4 separate regions of the Homo sapiens genome follow, and all the other regions are linked to region 1. The links are chromatin contacts, found by Hi-C or POLR2A ChIA-PET in ENCODE. All regions are on one chromosome and are shown on one strand. The core of a region is the stretch at or near the end of the contact, and the rest is flanking DNA. Distances in the headings are between cores, read along the strand shown.

The links. Hi-C counts contacts between places; a loop is a spot of excess contacts on that map. ChIA-PET counts read pairs that join two places held with the same protein, here RNA polymerase II (POLR2A). Pooled maps may share reads with other maps.
Region 2: a loop to region 1 is called in a map of CD8-positive, alpha-beta T cell, with 9 times the contacts of the local background. The contact joins the promoter of JUNB here to the promoter of JUND in region 1. A Hi-C loop is called at or near these places in 3 of 168 maps with a recorded cell type or tissue (CD8-positive, alpha-beta T cell and naive thymus-derived CD4-positive, alpha-beta T cell) and 13 of 50 pooled maps. POLR2A ChIA-PET finds 5 or more read pairs at or near these places in 1 of 52 experiments (BJ).
Region 3: a pooled map shows a loop between it and region 1 (9-fold over the local background). The contact joins the promoter of CALR here to the promoter of JUND in region 1. A Hi-C loop is called at or near these places in 1 of 168 maps with a recorded cell type or tissue (ovary) and 4 of 50 pooled maps. POLR2A ChIA-PET finds 5 or more read pairs at or near these places in 1 of 52 experiments (activated B cell).
Region 4: a loop to region 1 is called in a pooled map, with 15 times the contacts of the local background. The contact joins the promoter of IER2 here to the promoter of JUND in region 1. A Hi-C loop is called at or near these places in 2 of 37 single-sample maps with no recorded cell type and 9 of 50 pooled maps. POLR2A ChIA-PET finds 5 or more read pairs at or near these places in 1 of 52 experiments (activated B cell).

What each region holds. Positions count from the first base shown.
Region 1 is chr19:18,280,360-18,282,889 of GRCh38, reverse strand. JUND (JunD proto-oncogene, AP-1 transcription factor subunit) reads left to right here and starts at 1,268. Exons shown (of 1, transcript NM_005354.6): 1 at 1,268-2,530. The coding sequence starts at 1,406. The coding sequence ends at 2,449. MIR3188 (microRNA 3188) reads right to left here and starts at 813; the gene lies at 729-813. LOC124904652 (a long non-coding RNA gene) reads right to left here and starts at 798. Exons shown (of 2, transcript XR_007067154.1): 1 at 1-798. RefSeq lists silencers at 790-1,789, 2,370-2,530 and an enhancer at 1,283-2,134.
Region 2 is chr19:12,790,226-12,792,755 of GRCh38, reverse strand. JUNB (JunB proto-oncogene, AP-1 transcription factor subunit) reads right to left here and starts at 1,270. Exons shown (of 1, transcript NM_002229.3): 1 at 1-1,270. The coding sequence starts at 984. It also overlaps a transcript of HOOK2 not described here. RefSeq lists silencers at 472-581, 952-1,531, 2,392-2,530, cis regulatory regions at 1,011-1,565, 2,405-2,530 and enhancers at 1,296-1,907, 2,208-2,530.
Region 3 is chr19:12,937,351-12,939,880 of GRCh38, reverse strand. CALR (calreticulin) reads right to left here and starts at 1,272. Exons shown (of 9, transcript NM_004343.4): 1 at 1,111-1,272; 2 at 646-747; 3 at 250-453. The coding sequence starts at 1,201. RefSeq lists enhancers at 881-930, 225-974, 1,601-1,650, 1,721-1,830 and a cis regulatory region at 1,032-1,670.
Region 4 is chr19:13,149,141-13,151,670 of GRCh38, reverse strand. It overlaps IER2 (immediate early response 2), which reads right to left and starts at 1,260. Exons shown (of 2, transcript NM_004907.3): 1 at 1,119-1,260. STX10 (syntaxin 10) reads left to right here and starts at 1,296. Exons shown (of 8, transcript NM_003765.3): 1 at 1,296-1,532; 2 at 1,774-1,943; 3 at 2,078-2,172. The coding sequence starts at 1,498. RefSeq lists enhancers at 1,126-1,195, 1,216-1,415 and silencers at 1,536-1,695, 1,736-1,785.

The sequences.
Region 1 (2,530 bases), core at 19-2,518:
TGGGAGGCCAAGGATCAGAGAGAGTGAGGGGAAGGAGGTCAGGGAAAGGAGGGTGTGGGCTCCATTCAGACAGAGGTGGGGAGCTGGAGGGGTGCATGCAGAGGCTGTAGGTCAGATCCAGATGTCCTAAGGATCCCTTGTGAGTATTGGTGGGGTGGGTCCATCTCTCCTCCCTCACACCCCCTTCCCAGCCAGTCTTAATAGTGGCTCATTAAGCCCTAACAGCCATGATAGTGGTAACAAGCATGTAATAATTATACCCGGCATTCCTGCCTCATCAGCCCAGCCCCTGGAGTTGGGCACCCTCGCCCAGGACATCACAGCCCTGGCAGACCTGGGGTTAAAACGTGGGCGGCGGAAGGAAGGGGCTGCGCAGGGGCCTGGACTCCCAGGTTCTAGGGTTCTAAGGGTGGACAAGAGCTCAGGCCTAGTCACAGCCCGGGCCCTGCTGTGACTCCTAGCTAACTCTCGGGGGATGGTCACTCCACCTCTCTGAGCCCAGTTTCCCATCTGTAAAGGCAGGAAGTAGGACTCCTGGTTCTAGAACGCACTCAGTGAAAATGATCAGGATCCAAGCGCTTTCAGCAACTTCTGGCGACCCTCCTCTCCCCTCCCGTCTCTTCCTGAGCAATCACACGCGGGGTGGAGGGAGGGAGGGAAGGAAGGAGGGAGGGTGAGGAACGCAGACCTCCCCACACCCCCGGCGAGCCCCCGGACACAGCCCCACCAGGCCTCCAGCCCCGTATCCGCACAAAGCCTCTCCAGAAGGCGCGCTAGGGGAGGCCCTGGCGGCACAGCAGAGCAGGAGGCGCCAAGGAGTTATTTAGCCATGCGGGACCCCATCCCCCTCCAGTCCCCGGAGGCCGGCACCGCCCCCGCCCCCGCCCCCGCCCGGCCGGGGCCCCACGCGCGGACACGGGGCGGGGCCTCGGGGCGGGCGGGCGCCTGGTGGCCCGGGCCCATCACGCCACCCGGGACGTGCCTTGGCGGAGGCGGCGCCGGGGAGATCGGTCGTACACAGCGGTCCCGGGGCGGGGTGACCCGGCCCGGGCGCGCGGCCGCCCCCATGACGTCAACCCACAAGGCAGCGCGCTGTTGTGGCGTTTACCGCGCGTCGCCGGGGCAACGGCGGCCGGGCGGGCGTCGGCGGCTTGGCCCCGCCCCTCCATGCAAATGAGCGACGTCACCCGCACCCAATGGCGAACGGGGGCGGTGAGCTCATCGCGCCGAGCCGAGGCTATAAGAGGGCGCACAAGTGGCGCGGCGCAGGAGCCGCCGCCAGTGGAGGGCCGGGCGCTGCGGCCGCGGCCGGGGCGGGCGCAGGGCCGAGCGGACGGGGGGGCGCGGGCCCCCCGGGAGGCCGCGGCCACTCCCCCCCGGGCCGGCGCGGCGGGGGAGGCGGAGGATGGAAACACCCTTCTACGGCGATGAGGCGCTGAGCGGCCTGGGCGGCGGCGCCAGTGGCAGCGGCGGCAGCTTCGCGTCCCCGGGCCGCTTGTTCCCCGGGGCGCCCCCGACGGCCGCGGCCGGCAGCATGATGAAGAAGGACGCGCTGACGCTGAGCCTGAGTGAGCAGGTGGCGGCAGCGCTCAAGCCTGCGGCCGCGCCGCCTCCTACCCCCCTGCGCGCCGACGGCGCCCCCAGCGCGGCACCCCCCGACGGCCTGCTCGCCTCTCCCGACCTGGGGCTGCTGAAGCTGGCCTCCCCCGAGCTCGAGCGCCTCATCATCCAGTCCAACGGGCTGGTCACCACCACGCCGACGAGCTCACAGTTCCTCTACCCCAAGGTGGCGGCCAGCGAGGAGCAGGAGTTCGCCGAGGGCTTCGTCAAGGCCCTGGAGGATTTACACAAGCAGAACCAGCTCGGCGCGGGCGCGGCCGCTGCCGCCGCCGCCGCCGCCGCCGGGGGGCCCTCGGGCACGGCCACGGGCTCCGCGCCCCCCGGCGAGCTGGCCCCGGCGGCGGCCGCGCCCGAAGCGCCTGTCTACGCGAACCTGAGCAGCTACGCGGGCGGCGCCGGGGGCGCGGGGGGCGCCGCGACGGTCGCCTTCGCTGCCGAACCTGTGCCCTTCCCGCCGCCGCCACCCCCAGGCGCGTTGGGGCCGCCGCGCCTGGCTGCGCTCAAGGACGAGCCACAGACGGTGCCCGACGTGCCGAGCTTCGGCGAGAGCCCGCCGTTGTCGCCCATCGACATGGACACGCAGGAGCGCATCAAGGCGGAGCGCAAGCGGCTGCGCAACCGCATCGCCGCCTCCAAGTGCCGCAAGCGCAAGCTGGAGCGCATCTCGCGCCTGGAAGAGAAAGTGAAGACCCTCAAGAGTCAGAACACGGAGCTGGCGTCCACGGCGAGCCTGCTGCGCGAGCAGGTGGCGCAGCTCAAGCAGAAAGTCCTCAGCCACGTCAACAGCGGCTGCCAGCTGCTGCCCCAGCACCAGGTGCCCGCGTACTGAGTCCGCGCGCGGGGCGCATGCGCGGCCACCCTCCCCAAGGGGCGGGCTCGCGGGGGGGTGTCGTGGGCGCCCCGGACTTGG
Region 2 (2,530 bases), core at 21-2,520, 5.5 Mb after region 1:
GACCTTCTGTTTGAGCTGGGCCACCTGCTCCCGGAGGAGGCCGGCGGTACTCGACAGCCCCGCGTTCTCGGCCTTGAGCGTCTTCACCTTGTCCTCCAGGCGCGCGATGCGCTCCAGCTTCCGCTTCCGGCACTTGGTGGCCGCCAGCCGGTTCCGCAGCCGCTTGCGCTCCACTTTGATGCGCTCTTGGTCTTCCATGTTGATGGGGGACACCGGCGGCGTGGCGTCCCGGCTGCGCGCCTCCGGCACGGTCTGCGGTTCCTCCTTGAAGGTGGAGGCGCCGCGGCCCAAGCCCAGCTGCGCCGGGTGGCCACCGGCGAAGGGCGGCGCGTGTGGGAGGTAGCTGATGGTGGTCGTCGGGTACGAGCTCCCGGTCCCGACGGCAGCCCCGGCGCCTCCCGAGGACGCAGAGGCTGGGGAGTAGCTGCTGAGGTTGGTGTAAACGGGAGGTGGCTCCGGGCCGGCGTAGACGCCCCCGGGCCCAGCCGGGGGCCCCCCGGTAGCGCCCAGGGACACGTTGGGGGGTGTCACGTGGTTCATCTTGTGCAGATCGTCCAGGGCTTTGACAAAGCCGTCGGCGAAGCCCTCCTGCTCCTCGGTGACGCCGCCCCCTGCGCCCCCTGCACCTCCACCGCTGCCACCCCCGCGGGGGTAAAAGTACTGTCCCGGGGGTGTAGGCGTCGTCGTGATCACGCCGTTGCTGTTGGGGACAATCAGGCGTTCCAGCTCCGAAGAGGCGAGCTTGAGAGACGCGCCGGTGTCCGAGCCCTGACCAGAAAAGTAGCTGCCGCCACCGCCGCCCTCTGGGCCGGGTCCGCGAGCCCCAGGCGCTTTGAGACTCCGGTAGGGGTCGGCCAGGTTGACCGCCAGGCTCGGTTTCAGGAGTTTGTAGTCGTGTAGAGAGAGGCCACCAGGGGCCCGGCCGTATCCCGTAGCTGTGTATGAGTCGTCGTGGTAGAAGGGCTGTTCCATTTTAGTGCACATCCGGGCGGCCCAGGCGGTCTGGGGAGGGTCCCTGCGGGGCCGCTCCGGGCCTCGCTGCAGCGAGCGGCGAGCTCTCCGCTGCGGTGACCGGACTGGGTGCCTGGTCGCGCGTTCTCGGGGGCTGGCGCGGGCGGGTAGCAGCCAGCCGGCAGCTGTGCGCAAAAGCCCTGTCAGGCTTCCCGAGCCCCCGTCGCCCTCTCTGGCGCGATAGCTTTCCTGGCGTCGTTTCCCCCAGCTCCCAGCTCCCTGCTGGCTCCGAGGCTGGCCTGGCCGCTCTCAAGGTCCCAGCCGCTCAGCCTGAGCCACACGCCTTTATACCGCGCTAGTCAGCCACGGAAGTGCGCTCCGATTGGCCGTCGCCGGAGCCGGGCCCCCGCGCCCCCCTCCTCGAGCGTGGGGAAGGGGAGGAGGCGGCTCGCGTCACTGTCAGGAAGCGCGTGTCCTTGTAAACAGCGGCCACGGGCCGGGTGGCTCGGCGGGGCTGCAGGGGGAGGGGCTCAAAGGACCTCGGGGTACGCATGGAAGGAGGTGCTGGGGGGCCCAGGCACATGAGTGAGGGGTTTCAGGGAGGAGGATGATTTCCCTGGAGTCCACTGGGACAAATACCAGGACCTGGTACGCAGCAAGTGGGGTGAGGGTCCCAGTATGTGCGAAGAAACCCCTGAGGTACCCAGAATACGAGAGGGGTAGGAGGACTGACAATCCATTGGGAGACCCCAAAAAGCAGAAATGAGGGTTAAGCACTGTAAATCGGGAGGGTTAAGGAGACACCTGACCCAGGAATTGACTGGGGGTCCCGGGCTCAGAAGGATGCGGGACTGGAATTTTCACAGGACGGAGGAGGGGAGAGATCAAAAGGGGTGAGTGGGTGGAGCTGCATGACCCATTAAATTGCAAGAAATGAGTAGGGGTCCAGGAGCTCATGGGAGCTGAGTCCAGAGTCTGAGGCTCTCCCGTAAGCGGGAAGGAGGCATTAGGGGAAGTCTAGATATGCAGAAAGCTAGTAAGCGGCCTGGGGTACACTGAGGCAGGTAAAATATGCCAGGTAGAAGATGGAGACATGTCTGCCAGAAATTGGGGACCACTGGGGTCATCTGCTAGCCCGGATGAAGGAGAGAGTTAGAAGGGGCCGGACACATCTTCGGAGCAGAGAAGACAATAAGAGGGTACTCAGTTGACATGTGAGGAGGGGGCCTTGAGGGTCCCGCGCACCAGGACTGCTGGATCTTCCACGACTGCTGCTCCCCCTCGATGGTAACCTCTTAGTCATCTGTATTCTCTGTCCCCCATCCTAAAACCCTCCCCTATTGACCCTGGGCTTTGCCCAACACCGTGTCGGCTCCTAGAGCCTGGACCCAGCCCGACGGCTGGGGCGCGGTCGCCCAACCCCACTCCCTTCCTTAGAAACAGGCTGGGGAAAGAGCGCAGAGGCAGGAAGTGTGGCAACAGCCCCGGGGGAAGGAGCCCGGCCCTGTCTCCGTCACTCGGATCCTACGGGACCGTGCGCCCCGCCCTGGGTCCCGCCGCATCCTGCGCCTCGGAAGAG
Region 3 (2,530 bases), core at 23-2,522, 5.3 Mb after region 1:
AAAGGAGAAAAAAAAAAAATCAGTGCTCTAGAACTCAAAATCCTCATTAGTAAGATTGGGAAATAACTATATACAAACACGCAAATTAAATTAACAGCCTAGATCTGCGATCATAATGCAATAAATTGTTGCTGGGACTTATTCTTTTAGCTCCCCTTCCAAAAAAAATCATTATTAAGAAAGTCAATGGGGTCTGGGTCTCCCTCTAACTAATGGGACAGAGATCAGCACCAGGAAGCAGGCCCTCACCAAACATGATGTTGTATTCTGAGTCTCCGTGCATGTCTGTCTGGTCCAAACTATTAGGAAACAGCTTCACATAGCCGCCCCCACAGTCGATGTTCTGCTCATGTTTCACCGTGAACTGCACCACCAGCGTCTGGCCTTTGTTGCTGAAAGGCTCGAAACTGGCCGACAGAGCATAAAAGCGTGCATCCTGGCTTGTCTGCAAACCTGAGACGGGACGGTAGTGAGGTCACCGTTGGGCCTTGACTCGCGAGGACCCTCGACTTAGAGAATAGAGAAGACTCCCCCACTTCCTCCACCTGTCCTCCTCCAAGGGGACTGTCCCGGCTGTGTGTGTACAGACAAGGACTTCTGCCAGGAAGTCCTCCCGGATCTGAGCACCCACTCCTAGGCTCTTACCTTTATCTTTCTCCTCGTCACCGTAGAACTTGCCGGAACTGAGAACGAATTTGCCAAAATCTGACTTGTGTTTGGATTCGATCCAGCGGGAAGTCCACCCGTCTAAGTGGGGGATTAGAGGGGTAGGTCAGAGCGGCTGTGCTAATCCCCCCCCACACCAAACATCTGCCGAGAGCCACAAGCTGCTGGGGACAGGAAAGGAGATCCCCGACACTCCCCATTCCAACCTCTAGTTTGACACGTCGGGTGCCTTCAGAGATCCTCGGGCTAACCCTAACTCCCGCCGCGGGAGGCCGCTACGCCCTCCGCGCTCCCCAGGGACGCAGAAGAGAAATCGCCCGCGGCTCTAGTCCCGGGAGGCCACCGTGTTGGACCTCTAAACGGTAATTACGGGCGACAACGCAGATCCAGGATCGGGGGCCGGCCGCGTCGTCGGGGCGGCCTCGAGGCGGGACCAGGCGTTACCTCCGTCCAGAAACTGCTCCTTGAAGTAGACGGCAGGCTCGGCGACGGCCAGGCCGAGGAGGCCGAGCAGCAGCGGCACGGATAGCAGCATGGCGGGCCGAGGGGGCGGCAACGCGCGGGCCCTTTAAAACGACCCTCCGGCAGCGGCTCTGCAGTACGGACGGACGCCGCCGCCCGCCTTGCACTTTTATACCCACCCGCCTCTCAAACCAACCTGACCCAGCCCTTGGGCCCGCCCCTGCCACTTTGTCATTGGTCTATGCCCATGGCCGTCTTTTTCCATTGGACCTTCGTCGGTTCACTATGTTAGGCTGCGCCTCGGAACGCTGGGTTCCCAGATGGCCGATTTCTATTGGCCTCACCACCGACCAATGATGGTCGACCACGCGTGGGGGGGACGCCCACTGGTGGGGTGGGGGCCGCGAGCACCTCAGGCCAGGTCATGTGACCAGACCTGAACCCAACCCCGCCCTCGTCCGCGCGCGTCGTTGCCCATCTGGGCGTTTAAAGAAACCGCGGGAGCGCAGCTGTCTCCACGCGGGACCGGGACCCTGCCCTCAGCTTCTCTCCCTCCCATTCCCTCTAGGTGGAGGGGCTGGGCAAGGCTTTCTTAGCCAGCTCTTATCTTGCATTTGAGAACCAGCACCCCACTGCTGCTCCCCCACCCCTGCCTGGGATGGGAGAGAGCTCACGGATTGGGGCCCTTGGGGCTTCGCTGCACCCCGGTGCTACAGTCACGCGGGCCGGTGGGAAGAATGCCAGCCCTCTCCTCCTTCTGCCCCTAGAGCCCTGGCAGCCTATCGGACTGCTGCTGTGTGACCGGGGCAAGTCACTTAAGCTCTCTGAAGTGACAGACGTTCCTGAGCAGACAGAGGGGGCGACCCTGGCCAGATGCTACCCAGCAGAAATGCTTTTAACGTTTTTAAAGCTGTCCTGGGACAAGAGGGGAGGAAGGCTTAACGATGTGACTGTGACTTCTGGAGTGGGGATAGGGTTATTACCCAGATTGCAGCCGCCCCTTTACCCTCCTCTCAACCGGTAAATGAAGGGGGTCGCTGTCTGTGGTCTCCCACAAACGGCCTGGCTTTTGCAATTAAACGGCTATAGGCAGGCGAGAGGGCAGGGGGTTCCGTTTGGGGAGGGAAAAAAGACACAGATGGTAGGGACGATAAGATGCTAGGGAGATGGGCAGGACCCACCCCCCGACCCCAGTCTAGAGTCTTCTTCAGAAGCCAGAGGCACGTGACTGGCACCAGTACCCTGCCCCCACGCTGTAGAAAGGAGGAAGGAGAGCTGGGGGTTTTCCAAACTCTGGGCAAATAAGCCCTGGACCTGGGAGCGCGGGAGTGGACTATGGAAGGAGGGAATGAGGGGGATCCAGGAAAGAGGGTGGGGAGGGGGTGCTTCCTGGCTAATGGTT
Region 4 (2,530 bases), core at 11-2,510, 5.1 Mb after region 1:
CCTTCCCTCCAGGGGCCAGGAAGGCGTGACGCCAGGAAAGCACCCCGCAGCGGGTAGGGGCGACCTGAGGGCTCCCAGGGACGCCATCTCCCAGAGACGCTGCAGAACGACCCTGCATACACAGGAGACGACCCGCTGAGGCCCCCTTCATCCCATCTCTCCTCTTCCCAATTATTTCCCCCATACAAGGCCCCCTCCCAGGTTATTCCTGACCCCTGCCCCACACTGATCTTCTCAGGCCTTGGGACACCCTCCCGTCCCGCCCTTCCCCCGCACGCTGGGAACTCAAAAGTTATTCCCCCCTAAAATACCCTTCCCAAACTCGTCCCCATTCAACGATGGTGCCAGACTGCGACGACCTGCCGAAGACGCAGGCCGTCCCCACCCCGCTAACCTTACCACGGAGACCCCACAATGATTTCCCCAGCCCAGGCGCTATCTCTGAGACCCCACGCAGCAACTCTGACGCGCAAGGGGGCGACCCTCCGAGGACTCCCTCAGATAACCCGCCCACCCTCCAGGGGAGACCAGGCCCCCTATCACTCAAAAAAAGTGCTTTCCCGAAGCTCCCCAACACACAGCGCCACTGTCACACATAGGGACGACCCTGAGTCCCTCCGCTGATATTCCTGGCCCCTACCCAGACGGAGACCCCACACACAGAGGGCCCCCCTGGAGACCATCCTCAAAGCCACCACCCGCTACCCCCAGGCTCGCACCCAGAAAGACTCCGCGCTTCTGAAGAAACCCACCTCCACGCACTTTCTCAAAGGTGACCTCCCCCCGCTGCTGGCATATCTGGGACCCCCTCACGACCACCTCGCCCCAAGGCGACCTCGAAGTGCCCCCAACTCCGCCACTTCTCAGGAAAGAGATTGGGAGAATGCGGCAGAACTCCCCGGAGGAGCAGGCCCGCTCCTCACCGCGCCCCCGCAGGGAGAAGGGAGGACCACCTCTCCCCCAGACCCTAGCCAAACCTGACACTCGGGACCCTGGGATGGGACGATCTCCCAGGTGCCAGCTCAGGGAGTCCATGAAAAGCTTCAACGAATCGAATGAGCCCCTTCCCCAGCCATAATACCCAGCCGCCAGAGATGAGGGAGGCTATCATTATTTACATTGCCCGTGCCTGGAAGGGAAACTGAAGTTGCGCAGGAACAATCCGAGGAACTGGGCCTTGAACCGAAATTCCGAACTCGGACCCGAATAGGCCCAGACAGAACTCCGACACCGCCCCCTACGGTGCGGCACGAGAGGGCTAAGGGGCGGGGGCATGTGCACCGGAAGCTGCCTCTGCCCACAACCAAGATGGCTGAGGAGAGGGCGGAAGTGTCCGCACGTCGGGCCTCCGAGGCTTCTCTTTCTCCCCTGGCGGTCCGGCTCTCGATGGTGGCGTGACGGGGGCGGGGGTGGCGGCGCGTTCTCCTCGGTTGGGAGGGAACCAGCCCGCGAACCCAGGCCGGGAGGGGGGTTCGGCCTGGGGGGGAAGGGACTGACATGTCTCTCGAAGACCCCTTTTTTGTAGTCCGAGGGTGAGTGACAACGACGGGGGAGGGCGGAGGGTGCTCTGTACCCAAGCCAGCCAGTGCCCGGGTGCCGGCCCCAGCGTGCCCGGCGGGCTGGGCAAGGCCGTCGGGGTGCAGAGTGGGAGGCGCACGCAGGGGTATATAGGGGTCTCCGGAGTCCCCCATGCGTTTGGGTTTGCAGTCGGGGGCAGAGGCAGGCGGGAGGACCGCCTGCCCCCAGCCGCGCCCGCCGTGCCCCTGCCCGCAGCGAGGTGCAGAAGGCGGTGAACACGGCCCGCGGGCTGTACCAGCGCTGGTGCGAGCTCCTGCAGGAAAGCGCGGCGGTCGGACGCGAGGAGCTGGACTGGACGACCAATGAGCTGCGGAATGGCCTGCGCAGCATCGAGTGGGACCTCGAGGACCTGGAAGAGACCATCGATATCCTGGGGCTTTGTGGCAGAGGGTGGCATGGGAGAGCCCATTGCGGTGGCAGCCCACCTTCGGGTAGGGCTGGACCCCTAGGGACGGGGATGATATCTGGCTCCGGCCTTGACCCTTGACTCTCAGCCCACGTATAGTGGAAGCCAACCCAGGCAAGTTCAAGCTCCCAGCCGGGGACCTGCAGGAGAGAAAGGTGTTCGTGGAGCGGATGCGAGAGGCAGTCCAGGTCAGGAAAGGTCCTGCAGGCGGGGAGTGGGGGAAGGTTTGAGTGTGTTTTTTTTTCTTTCTTTCTTTCTTTTTTTTTTTTTTTTTTGAGACAGAGCCTCGCTCTGTCGCCCAGGCTGGAGTACAGTGTTGCAATCTCGGCTCACTGCAACCTCCGCCTCCCAGGCTCAAGCGATTCTTGTGTCTCAGTCTCCTGAGTAGCTGGGACTACAGGTGCCTGCCACGATACCCGGCTAAGTTTTGTGTTTTTAGTAGAGACGGGGTTTCACCATGTTGATCAGGCTGGTCTCGAACTCCTGACCTCAGGTGATCCACCCGGCTTGGTCTCTCAAAGTGCTAGGATTACAGGCGTGAGCCAC